Regions from separate parts of the Homo sapiens genome. Here region 1 is linked to region 2. The links are chromatin loops, found by intact Hi-C in ENCODE. Cell type or tissue: GM12878. All regions are shown on one strand. Links, peaks and the distances in the headings refer to the core of each region. The heading gives the core; the rest is flanking DNA.

Region 1 (8,289 bases), core at 1,330-6,329, 370 kb before region 2:
GCACAACTGGGCAATTTTTCCTGTTGGTTTGGCTTATTCACATGTCTGGGAACCAGCTGGCTGATGGTTGATCTAGGTTGGCTTTGGCTGGAACACCTGGGCAGCTTGGCTCTGTTCTGTATGTCTCATCCTTCAGCAGCCTAGCCAGGGCATGTTCCCCTCACCATCCCAGAGGAGCAAGAGCAAAACCAAATACATGCAAGCACTTTCTAGACATCTGTTAGTATCACAACCACTAAAATTCTATTAGCCAAAGCAAGTCACATGGCCAAACTCTAAATCAAGATACCCCAAATATACTCTACCTCTTTGTAGGAGTTGCTTAAAACCCCATGGCAAAAAAGCAAGGATACAGGAAAGGATGAAGAATTGGGCCGTTAATGCAATCTATCTAATAATAGAGAAGTGGGCAGGGGCCAGGCCATTTTAGTCGCTGCAGGCTGTACCAAAGTTGCCAAGGCTCACACAATGGCCCATTTTCAAGTCGAGGGTAGAAATCTGTCTCGTCTGTCTCCTGAGCCCTGCCCTAGAAAACAACCCATCCCACCAGTAGCATCAGTTTCCTTTTTTAACTACAGGCTGCAGTTGTATTCCACATAACCCACATCTTGAGACATCTGTAAGTGGTGTGCTCATGATTCACAGTTTCTATTTCCCTTCTCATGCTGCTAGACTTTGTATTTAATGTACATTTTGTATTCCTGTGAGAAACTCAACGTGATTTATACTCTATGCATTAACTAAGCTGTCAACTACTCCTTTGATATAGTTACACATCACAATAGATGGTGGAGAACTCTATAATAGAAAAGTATAATTACCATTTATAGGTGCAGCCCAAAAAGGCACCAAAAGACTCTTGAGTGATTTTTTTTTTTTTCCGGCATCTCAGAACAAGCCTAAGATTGAACAGTTGGACCCAAGAATCCAGACTTCTGGTCTAGTCTCTATTATAGTCACTCTATTATCTGTTTTATAAGAAAATTTTGTGCATGGTTGCTATTTCTATCTGGACGTAGGACACTTACTTGTTTCATCTGCCTTATCCAAATGTCAGCAATCCAAGAAGACGATGACGTTGTTTTCCCAATAAACGAGAGAGAGACAGGGAAAAAAGTTCAGTCCTCAAAGCATATTCCTCCAGTGGGAGAAGAATCAGTAACACGATGTTTCCATTAAGGAATAGGAGTAACAGGATCTTAGGAATACCATACTGTTGTTGTTCATCTAAATATATTGCAAGAAAAAACTCATTACAAGAATCTCACTCCAATTTCAGGTACTTTTATGGAAAAAAAAGGAAGTTATATGCACATAAAACAAGAAACAGGAAATTCAAATGAGAATATAACTGGTATCCAAGAGAACGTCGCCCACCAAAATCTGAGTAAGTGTGCCATCAGCATTTTTTTATGTTAAAGATTTACTTTGCTAAGATACTTGCTGAGATTACTTTTCCAAATTAATGAATATCATCACAAAATTATTTTTTTACATTTGGGTTCAGCTGCATGCTAATGGAAATGGAAAATGGAAGGGCATGGCTTATAGCTGTTCATTCACCAAAAATATTTTAGAATTGTGTCCAGGTAGGTAATGTATGCAAGAAGTGTTCTTGTTTAATAAAGGCATTTGAAGAGTTATGAGGATGAAGGGTATGTATAATCGATAACTATGTTCAGATTGCCAAGAGCTTTGGCTCCTTAAATGGGTGGGGAATGAGCCATTGGTCCTTTCCCTTTGGATAGCTTCTGTCACATCACTTGTTAATCCTCCTTATTGTTCAGCACCTCCATCAGAGTTCAGAACGTTCTATATAACAGCCTCTCTTCATTCATGACTCCTGTACCATATTAGCCATCCATGAGAGAAGGCCTCTCAGATTATTCCACTCCAGTTGGAAAAACTTTGCTTCTCTATTTATAATCTGTTTATAAAACAAAATTAAGAAACTGGTTCCAGAATGTTATATCCGTTAGAATGCATTTGGCTCCAAGTCATAGAATATTCTTATAAGAGCTAATTAAACATAAATACTGTATTATCTCACATAACAGGAATCTGAAAATAGGGCGGTTCTAGGGTTGGTTCTTCAGGGGCTCAGTAATGTTCTTGTTAACTTCTCTTATTCCCTTGGTTTTGCCCTCATGATCCAATGTGGTTGCCACAGTACCAACCATCACATCTTCAGACAACAACATCCAAAATCAGGAAGGGGCAGTTTCTTGTCTTCTGACCTTTCCTAAAAGCAAATAATACTTTTCAAGAAGAGTTCTAGCAAAATTTCTCCTTTTTTCTCATTGTCCTTTTCACAAGAATTGTCATATGCCTGCTCCTACCTCAGTCATCAACAAGCAGAATGTAATTACCTTGATTCTCAGACTATTGCATTTTTAGTATCTGTGGTGTATCTTTCTCCTTTTCTCTTGCTGTTATTGTTTATTTATGCCTATTCTTAAAAAATTAGTCTTGCTACAGCCTTTTCTGTTTCTCAGAGAACCAAGCTGTGGTCACGTTCATTCGCCCCAGTGTATTATAGTTTTCTATTTTATGTATTTCTTGATTATGTTTGTTATTTTTTCTTCTGATTATTTTGAGTTACTCTTTCTAAATTCTTTGTCTAGATCTTTAAATACTTAACTCATTTATATTTAGTCTTTCTTGATATTGAATAGATCCATTTAAACTTACCTGTAAATATTTTATCTGCATCTCACTAATTTTGCAGTTTCAGCTGTCTTTTCATTGGTGTTCTATCCTAAATACTTTGTAATTCTCTCACTGTTATTTTCCTTTGGATTATGTTATTTAGGAGTGAATGTTCTAGAGTTCTAAATATATGATCTTTTATCTATCTTTTAATTTTTAATTTCTGGTTTAATTTCATTACAGTGAGATAACATAGTCGCTATGATATTGAAACTTTGAGATGTGTTGACATTTGATTATGATACAGTTAATTACTGTAAATGGCATCTTTGTACTTGAAAAGAACATAGAGGTACAAATTTTATTATAGTTCATTACATCAAACATGTTCATTCTGTTTTCAAATCTTTTCTACTATTATTAAGTTAATAAACTTAATAGAGTTGTGTTAAAAGTTCCCAGTTTCAATATGATTGTGTGTGTGTGTGTGTGTGTGTAGAGAGAGAGAGAATGCTGTTAGATGTGCATAAATTAATTATTATTATATATCTTAGGAAGTTATTTTTGTATCATTAGTAGTATTCTTCTTTAACCCTGTAATAATTTGGATTTAGGTTCTGTTTTATCTGATGTTATATTAGAACCCTAGATATTTGGGGATTACAATTTTACTGGCATATATTTTTTAGTTCCTTTCTTTTAATCTTTCTGCATTTTGTTGTAGTTTTTTAAGAAACATATAGCTGGACTCTGTGCACTTTACTCATTTAAAAAATCTATATCTTTTAAAAAATAAACTTAATTTCTTTATGTTTGTTGTGATTATTGGTTTATTTGTATTTCTTTCTACAATTTTTTGTTTCTTCTGTTTATCATTCATTTTTGTTTCTTATTGCTCCTTTTCAGTTGAAAAAGATATACACATACAAACATATGGTATTACTGGACTGTAAGCTGTTGCTGTAATGAGATAAGACTGGTGGGAACTTTGAGAGGGGTAAATACATGTTGCATCTGGGAGGAATGTAAATCATTGGGGATTCAAAGGACAGACTGTGGTTGGCAGATTCTAAGATGGCCCCTAAAATTCCCACCTTCTTGTATAATCTTCCCTGGAGTGTGGGCAGGACTGGTGCATATGATGGGACAGCACTCCAGTGCTTAGGTTACATTGTGCAGCCAAGGGGAAGGGATTTTGAAGATGCGATTTAAGTCTCTAATCAGTTAACTTAATGAAGAGGGAAGTTATCCTGGTTGGGCCTGATCTAATTATGGGAGCCCTTCAAATGAAGGTTTAGAGATCAGAAACAGGAGTCTGAGAGATTCTCCTGCTGACCTCAAAGAAACAGTCATTTTGTGAACTGCCTATAGAGGGAGTCAGGTGACAACGACGTGGAAATACCTCCTGGGAGCTGAGAGCAGCGTCTCGCCAACACTTGCAGGAATTCTGGGATTCCAGGCCTACAGCTGCAAGGACCTGAATTCAGCCAACAACCTTAGGAAGCTTGGAAGTAGATTTTTCCCTAAGAGAGCCTTCACTTGAGGACACAGCTAGGCCTACCCTTTGATTGCAGCCTGGTGAGACACTGAACAGAGAAGACCCAGCCAGCCTGTGCCCATACTCCTGACCCACAGAAACTCTGAGATAATGTATGTATTTTTATAAGTAGCTAAATTTGTGATAATTTGTTGTACAGATGTAGAAAACAAATACAGAAAGCATATATTGTATTGTTTACTTTTAGTGGCAACCCTGAATTTTTTTCACCTACCTATTTAACTATAAATATTTTAAACAAATCTATTTTTAATCATTTCTATCCTCCTACTTATCACAATTTAATTAACCAAATTGCTCCCTTTCCCCATCTTGTTTTTTTTCTCTAAACACAGTGTTGTTTAACACACACCCAAAATAGTCAATACTTCATTAAATTTGCTGACATATTTCATCAGTTTCTTTACTCATCATTATTTCTTTTCTCCCAAGTCTATGTGTTGTAATCTATTATGTTCATGGTTTTACTCATTTTTGTCTTTAAATACCTGAAACATTTATTTTAAAGCCATTGTCAGTTTCCTTTATAAAATAGATTTTTTCAGGAATAAATTCTGCTGCAGATGAATCAGTATTTAATTTACTTTTGTTTATTGTTCTTATTTTCTTTTCTCTCCTTCCCTCTTTTCCCTCCTCTTGCTCCCTCTTTCAGTTGTCTACATTCAGCAGCTGGACCCTGAGTCCTTATAATGTCACCTTGAGGTTCCTGCTCCACTGGGATATCAGTATAAATCACTGTGAGTTTTTCACAGGAATGCAAAATGTACATTCAATAAAAGTGTAGCGGTATGGGAAGGGAAATAGAAACTGAATTATGAACACGGCACTTACAGGCGCCTTAAGATGGGAGTGTGTGGAAAACAACTGCAGCCTGTAGTTGAAAAAGGAAAATGGTGCTGCCAATGGGATGGAAAAGTTTCTCCCCAGACACTGGATCCCTGTCACTCCTGATTCCAGTTGCCTCGCTTGTGTGCCTTTCCTTTGGTCCTTGTTGACACATAGAAGCCTAGCTCTTGGTAGCCACTGCCTATTTCGGAAACAGAGTCCAACAGGCCTCCATTTTCAGCTCCTTTTATGACTTTGTATTTCTGTTCAGTTTTTGGTTCCAGATAGATTTATCTTATTTTTTAGCCTCCACATATGTTATTACTTTTCTCTTTTAAGGTTCTGCCTACCCTTATTATTTGCTTAGAGGAGAGGATGTGCACCAGTGTTTGAATCTAAGGTGCCAATGTCTTGCCCAGAAGTCTCCTAGACATTTTATATACATTATCTCATTTAATCCTCCTTGCTATTCTTTGAGCTAGGCATTACAATTACCACTTTACCATGAAGAAACTGAGGCTCAATGATGTTAACCAGCTTTCCTAAGATCACACAGAGATCGAAAACCCAGAATTAGAACATAAATGTTTATGATTCCAGAGCATAAGATCCAGATTTCTGAATCTTATCAGGAAGGAGATATTGAAGACACCAATAAGAAGAGAGTGAAAAACTGATAGAAGAACATCTTGGGTCAGGCGCAGTGGCTCATGCCTGTAATCCCAGCACTATGGGAGGCCAAGGCGGGTGGATCACCTGAGATCAAGAGTTCGAGACCAGCCTGGCCAACATGGCGAAACCCCATCTCTACTAAAAATACAAAAATTAGCCAGGCGTGGTGGCATATGCCTGTAATCTCAGCTACCCAGGTGGCTGAGGCAGGAGAATCCCTGGAACCCGGGAGGCAGAGGAGGCAGAGGCTGCAGTGAGCCGAGATCGCACCACTGCACTTCAGCCTGGGTGACATAGCAAGACTCCATCTCAAAAAAAAAAAAAAAGAACAACATCTTGGAGGCTATGATGAGAAGAGTGTCCCAGCCTGGGCAACGTGGCAAAACCCCATCTTTACTAAAAATACAAAAAAATAGCTGGGTATGATGGTGAGCACCTGTGGTCCCAGCTACTCGGGAGGCTGAGGTGGGAGGATCACTTGAGTCAGGAGGTCAAGGCTGCAGTGAGCCGAGATTGCACCACTGCACTCCAGCCTGGAGGACAGAGTAAGAACCTGTCTCAAATACATAGATACATACGTACATACATACATACATACATACATACGTAAAGTGTCTGTGAGGTGAAGGGCCATAGCCTAAAGGAAAGATGTATCTTTTTTATAGACAGAAGAGGTGGAAGAGAGAACAGGTAATAGTACAGAGATATCCTGAGGAAGAACAAACATTGGCCAGGAAACAGGTCAATATGTAAATTGTCGAATTAGAAGTTGAAACATTCCACTCAGACAGGGCGGGGCCAGAAATATGAGAGGTGAAAAACAATCACTGTGAGAGATTTGACAAGGAATCTTGAAAGAGAATTATTAATCTAATTCAACTTGGTAAGTTAAACGAATCTGAAAAACCCAATGTGGAAATTTGGACTCAGGAAACGTCATTTTTCTACTGTTCCTTCTCTCTAATGCTTCGAGCAGGTAGGTGGGGGCAGTTTTTGCCAGGTTAGACACTATTGCTGTGGTTTTATTTGTCTACATTGCAACCATTGTCAAATAATTATATGTTACGTATCTACAATTACACATTTCCTTCTATCCTTGGTTTCCTATATTGCCTAATAATATTTGCCAGAGCTGGGGTGACTACATACCTTAGTTTGACTTGGATGGCCTTAGTTCACATCTTTTGCCCCCATGTAACTATTAATGGCACCCTCTGTTATTCTGAAGTGTCCCGATATGTATGTCAAATTATATGGTCACCCTAATAATAGCTAGTTAATCATGTTTCTCTTCTGGATCTGTACATGCCTAATCTTATTTCACGTTCGCATCTACCCTATGAGGTAAATTATATTACTGCCCCCATTATTCAATGTATTATTTCAGTCATTCAATATTTATTAATTGACTACCATATTCAAGGCAGTGTGTTAAATGTTGGTGATAAAATATTAGCTCAGTAGATAAGGTCCTTACCCTTATGTGGCTTGCAACTGAGTAGTAATAAAGAAACAGATTTCGAGAAGTTGTTGCTTGATCAAGATCACATCGTTTGTGAGAACACAAGGTTTTAACCCAGTTCAGAATGACATCAAAGCCTAAGTTTTAACCACAACTTCTTTTGTATTTCTGGTAATGATAAATATTTTTAATTACACATTGTTGGATGCTCTAGGTAGCTATATTAGCCATATAAATACTGAAAATATCAACATGTATCAAATTTTAACAGCTGATTAAAATATCTCATATAATAATGTGTTATAGTAAAAATATTTGCTAGCAAATTTTTATTCAATATACATTCCCATTTAATCTAATCATCATTGTATTAAAAGATTAAGAAGGACTAAACCAAAAAGGTCCACATTAAAAAGACTGCATCTGGTATGACGACTACTGGCCAAAGGCATTAGAGATCTTTGTACAGGAGTTTTGTCAACAATGATTTTTTTTCTTCTCTAAAAACAAGTGCATCTGATTTTCTATAGCAGAGAACATGCAAAGGTAGCCCTTTATGGTCTTGTCATTTTACAAAATTGCCCCTTTAAAAATGATAAAAATTACAATATTCAGAATATCCACCAACAACTTAAAAATGTTATTGATTGGACTGAATACAGAAACAAGTAAAAAGTAAAACTGTCCCTTTGATAGAGGAAAATTTGTTTCTCAGTATTTATTAATTTTGAATCAGAAGAATGATGATAACATGGTGGGGTTAATATGAATAGAGGCTGTATTAATATCTCTTTCTAAGAAAGAATGGTGACTTTTTGAAGAAGGCCTGAATTGGAAAGGTAAATGAGAACACTAGTCAATGACCCCCATATTCAGGAATTAACCAGTGGTGAAGTGTCATTTAATAGCCTCATAAAAGCATTTTTTAATGCTCTTCCAAGTAGATAACAAGGTACAGTTCATCTCAACTAATTTTATGACATTGTGCTATTATTTATTACATGGGCATTTTTTGCTGTTATGTTATTCTACCAATTGACTAAAATAAATAAATGGCTGGAAATGGTTCAAGCTTAAAAGTAGTGATGAAACAAGTAAAATGATTTACTTTTTATTATTTACT
Region 2 (8,289 bases), core at 1,527-6,526:
AGAATAGGCATCAGGTGTTTGGAAAGGAATTCCTTAAACCCAGCAGAGAGAACATAGAGGATGAGTAGTTGATTATATTTTAATCCCCCAAATAATCAAATATTTATAAATCAAATCTATTGACATGTCACAATAATTTCAGGGATTTTTTTCTGGTTGTTCTACACATGGTTTTTCTTTATCTCAGCACTCTTGGCATTTTCAGCTAGACAATTCTTTGTTGTAGGGGCTGCCCTGTGCATCGTCAGATACTTAGCAGCATCTCTGTCCTCCACCCACTAGGTGCCAGTAGCACCCACCTCTCAGTTACGAAAATTAAAATGGCCCCAGACATTGTCTAATGTCTTCTGGGGGAAAATCATCGCAGTTGAGAACAAGTGTTCTACAACATCCTCCTTCTACCTGCTCTGTGGTCCTCTGTGCTGTATGTTCTCCCACTTTGTTAACAGCACTATTAAAGTTTACATAAGTGTACTTTGTTTATTATTTAAAGGTAGTTTGTTTGTTTTCCTTTTAAATATCCATTTCACAGCGTAGAGTTATACTTCTTGGTTCACAACACAATATTATCTTTGGTCCATATGCCCCATCTCTTTTGCTACATATGTACTGTTGCCTTCAATCCCCATTCTTTACTTCCATCCTCTTCCAACTTCAAATACAACCATTATAATGGGTTTGATGTGGATCCTGTGTTTCTGTTCTTGTAAAATATGTATTAATGTATTGAATATGTGTTGATTATGTGCTCTTATGGTTTATATAATGGTATCATGCTATGGATCTCAATTTGTTTCTAACTTTTTCACTTGGTACCATGTATTTAAGTAAGGTCTATGCATGCTGCTTTGAACGCATGTAGTCAATTCTTTATATTCTTTACATTTCTATCAACTAGCTCACTGTTTGATATGTTATGTATCAATAAATGCTTACATAATTAATTGCATAAATGAATATATTGAATGGGAATGGATGTAGTGAACAGAATAATGGCTGCCCAAAGAAGGTCACACTCTAATCCCCAGAACCTGTGACTATGTTATCTCACATGGCAAATGAGACTTTGAAGATGTGATTAAATTAAGGATTTCAAGATGTAGGGGTTATCCAAGTGGGCTCATTGTGATCACATGGTCCTTATAAGAAGAGATGTGATCACAGAAGCAGAGGCTGAGTGACATGCTTTGAAGATGAAATAAGAGGTCATGAGACAAGGAATGTAGGCAGCCTCTAAATGCTAGAAAAGGCAAGGGAATGGATTCTGCCCTAGATCTTGCGTGAGGAAGGCAGTCCTGCCGCCATCATGGTTTTGGACTTCTAACATCCAATACTGTAGGATAATTTGTGCTGTATTAAACCACTAAGATTGTGGTAATTTGTTACAGCAGCAAAAGGAAAGTAGTACAATGGATAAACAGTAAACTCTTATGCAGTAATTCATCCATCATAGTAGTACTGTATTACTGCATGAAGAGTCATTCATTCATTGTACTATTACAATGGATGAATTACTGCATGAAGAGTTTACTGAGCTTTCCAATAGTTGAACGCTAAGTTTCATGGCCTCAGTTTTACTTCTCTCTGCTCTCTCCTCCAGGTCTCTCCATCAAATGTTTAATACTAATAAAAATGGAGAGAATCTTAACATTTAAAAGAACTCAAATAAATAATACTTTAAACAGAAAATTGCAAGGTAAACAATCACCCCAAATCTATCTGTAAAGTATGTATTTTTGTTGCAGGAGGGGCTCCCTGGGTCATCTTGTGAGAAGAGTGAGATTCAACATGGGAGGGAATTGCAAAATGTCCTGAATACCAGGAAGTATGGTTGCGTGTGAGTCATATTTGGAGATAAGCCACCTTACTGGCTGTAAGACTTAAAGATGGCAGGTTAATATAATAGAGACTTTAAGCCTTAGTCATAATTGTGGCTGAATGCTGTATATATATATCTGGAAACAAAATTATAACACTAAGTAGATTAGTTGTGACACAGGGCCAAAGAAGCATCTTAAGAACAGATGTTTTACATGTTGTTCTCTTGCATACCCAGTTTAATCCCTAAGAAAGAATTATATTCACTTAATTACAGTAGATTTGAGCGACTCGGTTTACCATAATCCATGGAGAAGAACCAGCCTTTAACTGATCTTGTGCCAATTCAAATATATGGCTGCTTTCTCCAATGTTTCTCAAGACCTCTTTGTTAGAGAACACATAGCTCTAACTTGTGTCTATGTCTGCACAATACATACGTACCTGGTTTTCTGGGGTATCAGAGTGAAAATCACTCTTTAGGAGGTAGATTCCCGTAACTGTGAAGAGGCACACACTCTGGAATCAGACTACCCAAGTTCAAATCTCACTGAAACACTTTCTAGCTATGACGCAGAGGAAGCTAATAATTTCTTCATGCCTCAGGTTTCCCAGCTTTAAAATTGGGCTAAAAGAGCATTAACCTTACAGAACTATTATGAGGAGTAAAGGAGATAATCTATGCAAATATATGCAGAGTGTTTAGCTCAGCCACTGGTACAGAGAAAGTACTCAGTAAATATTAGTTATTACTACTTGTGGTAGTACTTGAATAGTAAAATGAAAATTCCATTTAATTTTTCAGCTTATTATATAGCAATTAATTTGTTGTTCTTCATGGTAAATTAACCAGTTTACAGATTAATCACAGTTAAGCTGGAGCAGGAACCCAAGATGCAGCTGTCTTCTCAGCTCAATGTGGTGGCATAGGCTCATCATCACTGGTGATTCCTAACCTTTCTAAAGTATGGAAGAAAAGGAACCAAACCACTCATAGGCGCTCTGAATTCAAATGTCTGTGACACTGAAAACATATCTTAGCCTATCATACTGTTAGTTGTAACTAACACATACTGTTACTTGTAACAAACAACCCCACACTTTCAGCAGCTTATATCAACAAAATTTTGTTTTTCACTCATGCTTATATCCAAGTCAGATCAGCAGGGGGCTCTACTCTTTGCAGTAACTGAGAGGCCAGACTGAGAGAGCAGCCATCTTGGCAAATGTGCTTGGTCACCATGCCAGAAAAAAAGGAAACGTGGTAAATTGTGCATTGGATCTTAATGTTTCCACCTGGAGAAACACGCATCACTTCCAGTCCCATTTCATTGGCCATAACAAGTCATGTGACCATCTAAAGTGGAAGTATAATAGGAAGTCCTATTCTACCATTCCCGGAAGGAGAAAAGCTAGAAACATCTGGGAATCAGCACCAATCACAGACATATTATAAGAGGACTGTGCTAGACACTCTTAGTGATGCAGAGATAAAGAAAACCTTGTGACCGTGCAGGTAAGTAGACACTCCGTAGCATATTCACATATGACTAAGACAAACCAGCACTTTCTAAGATTGGTTTACTTTGGCCACATGGGAAAATAAACCAAAACAATTTATTGCAGGGATTCTCCCCAAGGGTGATTTTTGTCCCTCAGGGAATATTTGGGAATCTCTAGAGACATTTTTGGTTGTCTCCTTTTGGGGTGTGAATGTTGATACTGGCACCTAGTGGATAGAGGCTAGGATGGCTATACCTCAGCAAAGAATTATCTGGCCCCAAATGTCAATAGTTAAGAACTCTGGGCTCTTATAATTTTCACGCTTTTCTCACACACATGCCTTAATCTATTGAAATGAAAATTATGCCTTCGAAATGTCTATAGTTGAGACTATATACACCAATACTCATGAAGTCCCACTGTGCTCTATCACTGCACATTTTATGTCCAGGCATATGGACTTCTATTCAGAAGTGCAGATTTAGTATATTCATTTTGAGCTCCAAATGAAAGAGTTGACTATATTTTCAAAAATATCTTGTAATTCAAACTTAAAACACTGCCCTTCAAAACAGTACCATAAATATATCCTCCAACTTGATGAAAGCAGCAGTCTGTCCCATTGGAAAAACAACACGGCATGACATAATCGGACACTGACCATTGACGATAAGCTTCATGTGAGAGCTATTGTGAGATCTTTTTTACAAGAGCACATTTTTCTAAGAGCAGTCCCTGCCACGATAGGAGCAGTCAGGAAAAGATCTACTGTAAGTGACCAAGGAAAGGGGTGTGTTTAAGCTCAGTGGTTCTAATTGAGTTTGTGAGACAGGCTTTGTCAAACACAGTTGAATGCAGAGGCGAAAGGCATGTGGAAGGAATTTTTTATACTTAACGGTGGGGAACTATTAGTAAACTACACTGAGGAATCTTTGATCTTTCAGCATCAAATTGTGTTAGAATTTAGGTTTAATGTTATTTCCCAGAGGGTAAGTTTTGTTTCCTAGTCTGAGCCTCAAGCCTTGCAGAAGAACTGACTCCGGAACTGACTACCTGGCAAAAGGATATTTGTGGGTTGTTAATTTGTGAATCAGAAGGCAAACCCTGGCCCAGCAGTATGTTAATCCCGATGGCTGAGAGGGAGCCAATATGATCACAAGAATGCACACAGCTTGGGGTCTTAGAAACAGCTTAAGAAAGCTTCAACTATGTTTGGAATGTACCGAATCAATAAATTGCTAATTTTTCCACCTGTGTGTTAGCCTACTTACTCTTCAGGGAGTTGAGGCTTGTAGTGCAAATACAATCCAAACACTTTATTAATTGCTCAGGCTAAAACAGGTCAAAGGAGCATGCCTAAGCTCAGTTTGAAATTCTTTTACTTACAAGGTTCCTGCAGTCACAGGGGAAATTTAATTGCTGTGCAAATTCTTCGTCAAAAAATTGGTCCCTTTTGTATCTGTCCTTGGTGAATACCAGCCATTTCTTCCTTTCACCCTCTAGGCCCTGTTTATTAGGTAAATGCCTTTGTTCTAAAAGAATACAAGCTAAAGGCCGGGTGCGGTGGCTCACGCCTGTAATCCCAGCACTTTGGGAGGCCGAGGCGGGTGGATCATGAGGTCAGGAGATCGAGACCATCCTGACTAACAAGGTGAAACCCCGTCTCTACTAAAAATACAAAAAATTAGCCGGGCGCGGTGGCGGGCGCCTGTAGTCCCAGCTACTCGGGAGGCTGAGGCAGGAGAATGGCGTGAACCCGGGAAGCAGAGCTTGCAGTGAGCCGAGATTGCGCCACTGCAGTCCGCAGTCCGGCCTGGGCGACAGAGCGAGACTCCGTCTCAAAAAAAAAAAAAAAAAAGGAATACAAGCTAAAGTGAAGGGCCATGATTTCTACTACTTATTGTCAAGTGGTATGGCACTAATAATAAGTATAAAAGTACATATGCAGAAAATAATATAGCAAACGTGGTAAAATGTCAACCTTTTGGTAAATTAAAGACTTTGTGGGAATTCACTGTACTCTTGCAGGTTTAAACATTTTCAAAAGAAAAAGTAAAGAAACAAAAGTAGTAGAAAGGAGGTTCTACTAAGCTTGAACTGTTGCAATGAGATGACAATAAAAATTATTTTGTTTTTTCCTTAAAGAAAATATGGCAGAACTATGAATGTTTGGTTTTTTGTTTGTTTTGAGACAGGGTCTTACTCTGTTGCCCACGCTGGAGTGCAATGGTGAGAGCACAGTTCACTGCAGCCTCAACCTTCTAGGCTCAACTGATCCTCCCACCCCAGCCTCCCAAGTAGCTGGGATTAGAGACATGTGCCACCATGCCCAGATAATTTTTAAATCATTTGTAGACACAGGGTCTCACTATGTTGCCCAGGCTGGCCTCGAACTACTGGGTTCAAGCAATGCTGGACCCTCGGCCTCCCAAAGTGCTGGGATTACAGGTGTGAGTCACCCCACCTGGCCAGAGTGAGTGTTTGGATATGATGGAAAGCAGTACAAGTTGAGTATTCCTTATCACAAATGCTTGGGACCCATGTATCTGACTTTGAAATGTTTTGGATTTTAGAAAACTTGAACATATATAATGAGATATCTTGGGGATGTGACCCAAGTCTAAACACAGAATTCATTTATGTTTCACATATACCTTATATACATAAGCTGAAGATAATTTCATATAATACTTTTAATAATTTTGTTCGTGAAACAAAGGTACAACTGTGTGTTTGACTGCAACTTGGAACATGACTTCAGATGTGGAATTTTTTTTTTTTTTACTTTTTTTTAATTATACTTTAAGTTTTGGGATACATGTGCAGAACGTGCAGGTTTGTTACATAGATATACACATGCCATGGTGGTTTGCTGCACCCATCAACCCGTCATCTACGTTAGGTATTTCTCCTAATGCTATCCCTTCCCTAGCTCCCCACACCTCAACAGATATGGAACTTTCTACTTGTGGCATCATGTTGGCACTCAAAAAATTTGGTATTTTGAAGGATTTCAGACTAAGGATGCTCAACTGTATTGAGATCTTTGTTAATGAATAGAAGTTGATGCTGCTGCTCTCCTGGGTATTTTTCCAATAGTGATGATAGATGATTCCAGATTTTGCCACACAGTGTCAACTGGTTTCTCTCCTTAACGGAAAAAAAAAAAGGCATATGGATGAAGGTGAAAATAAAGGTAGGCTTTTTTTTCTTTTTGGAGACGGAGTCTCACTCTGTCATTCAGACTGGATGGAGAGGGTGGAGTGGCACAATCTCGGCTCACCACAACCTCCGCCTCCTGGGTTCAAGTAATTCTCCTGCCTCAGCCTCAGCCTCAGCCTCAGCCTTCTGAGTAGCTGGGACTATAGGTGTGCACCACCACACCCGGCTAATTTTTGTATTTTTAGTAGAGACAAGGTTTCACCATGTTGGTCAGGCTGGTCTCGAACTCCTGACCTTGTGATCTACCCGCCTCAGCCTTCCAAAGTGCTGGGATTACAGGCATGAGCCACCATGCCCGGCAAAGGTATGCTTTTTTATGATGATTTAGTCTGAAATGACTTTGATTTATCAGCACCAGGCCCTAGGCTGCCTGGCTCACTCGCTATACATTATGCTGAGAGAAAAAGTGCTGAATTAGCACTTGGGTGCATATGAGGCCTAACACTTCGTTGTACCAGATTGCACCCTTGGTGACTTCCTTGTTGATTGCTACTGTGTACTGAATTGTATCTCTCCCAAATTCATATGTTGAAACCCTAAACCCCCATGTAATATTTGGGGATGGGCCTTTGGGAGATAGTTAGGTTTGCATGAGGTCATAAAGGTGAGGCCCTTATTGTCGGATTGGTACCCTCATAAGAAGAGATATCAAGGCAAATTAAAACCAAAATGAGGTATAACATACTGCTGGGCCAGGGTTTGCCTTTTGATTCACAAGTTAACAACCCACAAATATCCTTTTGCCAGGCATCATAGCTGACATTCTGGAGTCAGTTGTTCCACAAGGCTTGAGGCTCAGACTAGGAAACAAAACTTGCCATCTGGGATATAACTTTATAGCTAAATTCCACATTTTTTCACTGGACTAGCTTCATACCTTTTAGGATATCTATTAGCAAAAAGACAAAATATAGTGTTGGCGAGGATATGGAGAAAAGGGAAACTTGCACACTGTCAGTAGGAATGTAAATTTGTACAACCATTATGGAAAACAGTATGGCAGTTCCTCAAAAAATTAAAAATAGAACTACCATATGACCCATCAGTCTCACTACTGTGTATATATCCTAAGGAATTGAAATCAGTACGTCAAACAGATATCTGCACTTCCATGTTTATTGCAACGCTATTCACAATTGCCAAGATACGGAATCAACCTATGTGTCCGTCAACAGATGAGTGGATTAAAAAAAAAAAATGCAGTATACTCTCACTGCTTCAGTGGACTAATCTGAAAAAAAAAGAAAGAAAAATGTGGTATATATACGCAATGGAAACTATTCAGCCATAGAAAAGGAGGAAATCCTGTCATTTTCAACAACATGGATGAACCTGGAAAACATTTAGTGAAATAAGCCAGACACAGAAAGACAAATATCACATGTTCTCACTCAAATGTGAATCTAAAAATGTTGATCTCATAGACATAGCAGACTGGTAGTCATCAGGGACTGGGGTATTTGGGTGGGGCAGGGTAAGAAGATGTTGCTCAAAGGATACAAAGTTTCAGTTACGCAGGAGGAATAAGTTCAAGAAATCTATTACACAACATGTTGACTATGGCTAATAATATACTGCATTCTTGAAAAATGCTAAGAGAGTGAATATAAAGTGTTCTCACCACAAAAATGATAACTTCGAGGTACGGCATATGTTAATTGGCCACATTTAGTTCTTTCACAATGTATGTATACTTCAAAACATCATGTTGTACACAGTAAATACGTACAATTTTACCTGTCAATG

Evidence for each region. Peaks named below come from ENCODE experiments on the same cell type or tissue, not always from the same donor. Only the 100,000 strongest peaks of a DNase experiment are listed, where the experiment ranks them.
Region 1: it touches region 2 in a loop (7-fold over the local background); 4 of 110 quality-filtered maps call a loop at or near these places.

The regions. Positions count from the first base shown.
Region 1 is chr3:67,353,759-67,362,047 of GRCh38, reverse strand. It overlaps a transcript of SUCLG2 not described here. Among named protein-coding and RNA genes, the nearest start is that of MIR4272, 130 kb to the right of the region's middle. In GM12878, for the core only: a CTCF peak has its summit at 4,022; no DNase peak of the experiment used is centred there.
Region 2 is chr3:66,985,271-66,993,559 of GRCh38, reverse strand. No RefSeq gene overlaps it. Among named protein-coding and RNA genes, the nearest start is that of KBTBD8, 8.9 kb to the left of the region's middle. RefSeq lists enhancers at 3,295-3,354, 3,360-4,109, 4,110-4,859, 4,860-5,609. In GM12878, for the core only: CTCF peaks have their summits at 3,009 (motif pointing right) and 3,549 (motif pointing left); a DNase peak (open chromatin) is centred at 3,189; H3K4me3 peaks cover 665 bases; H3K27ac peaks cover 481 bases.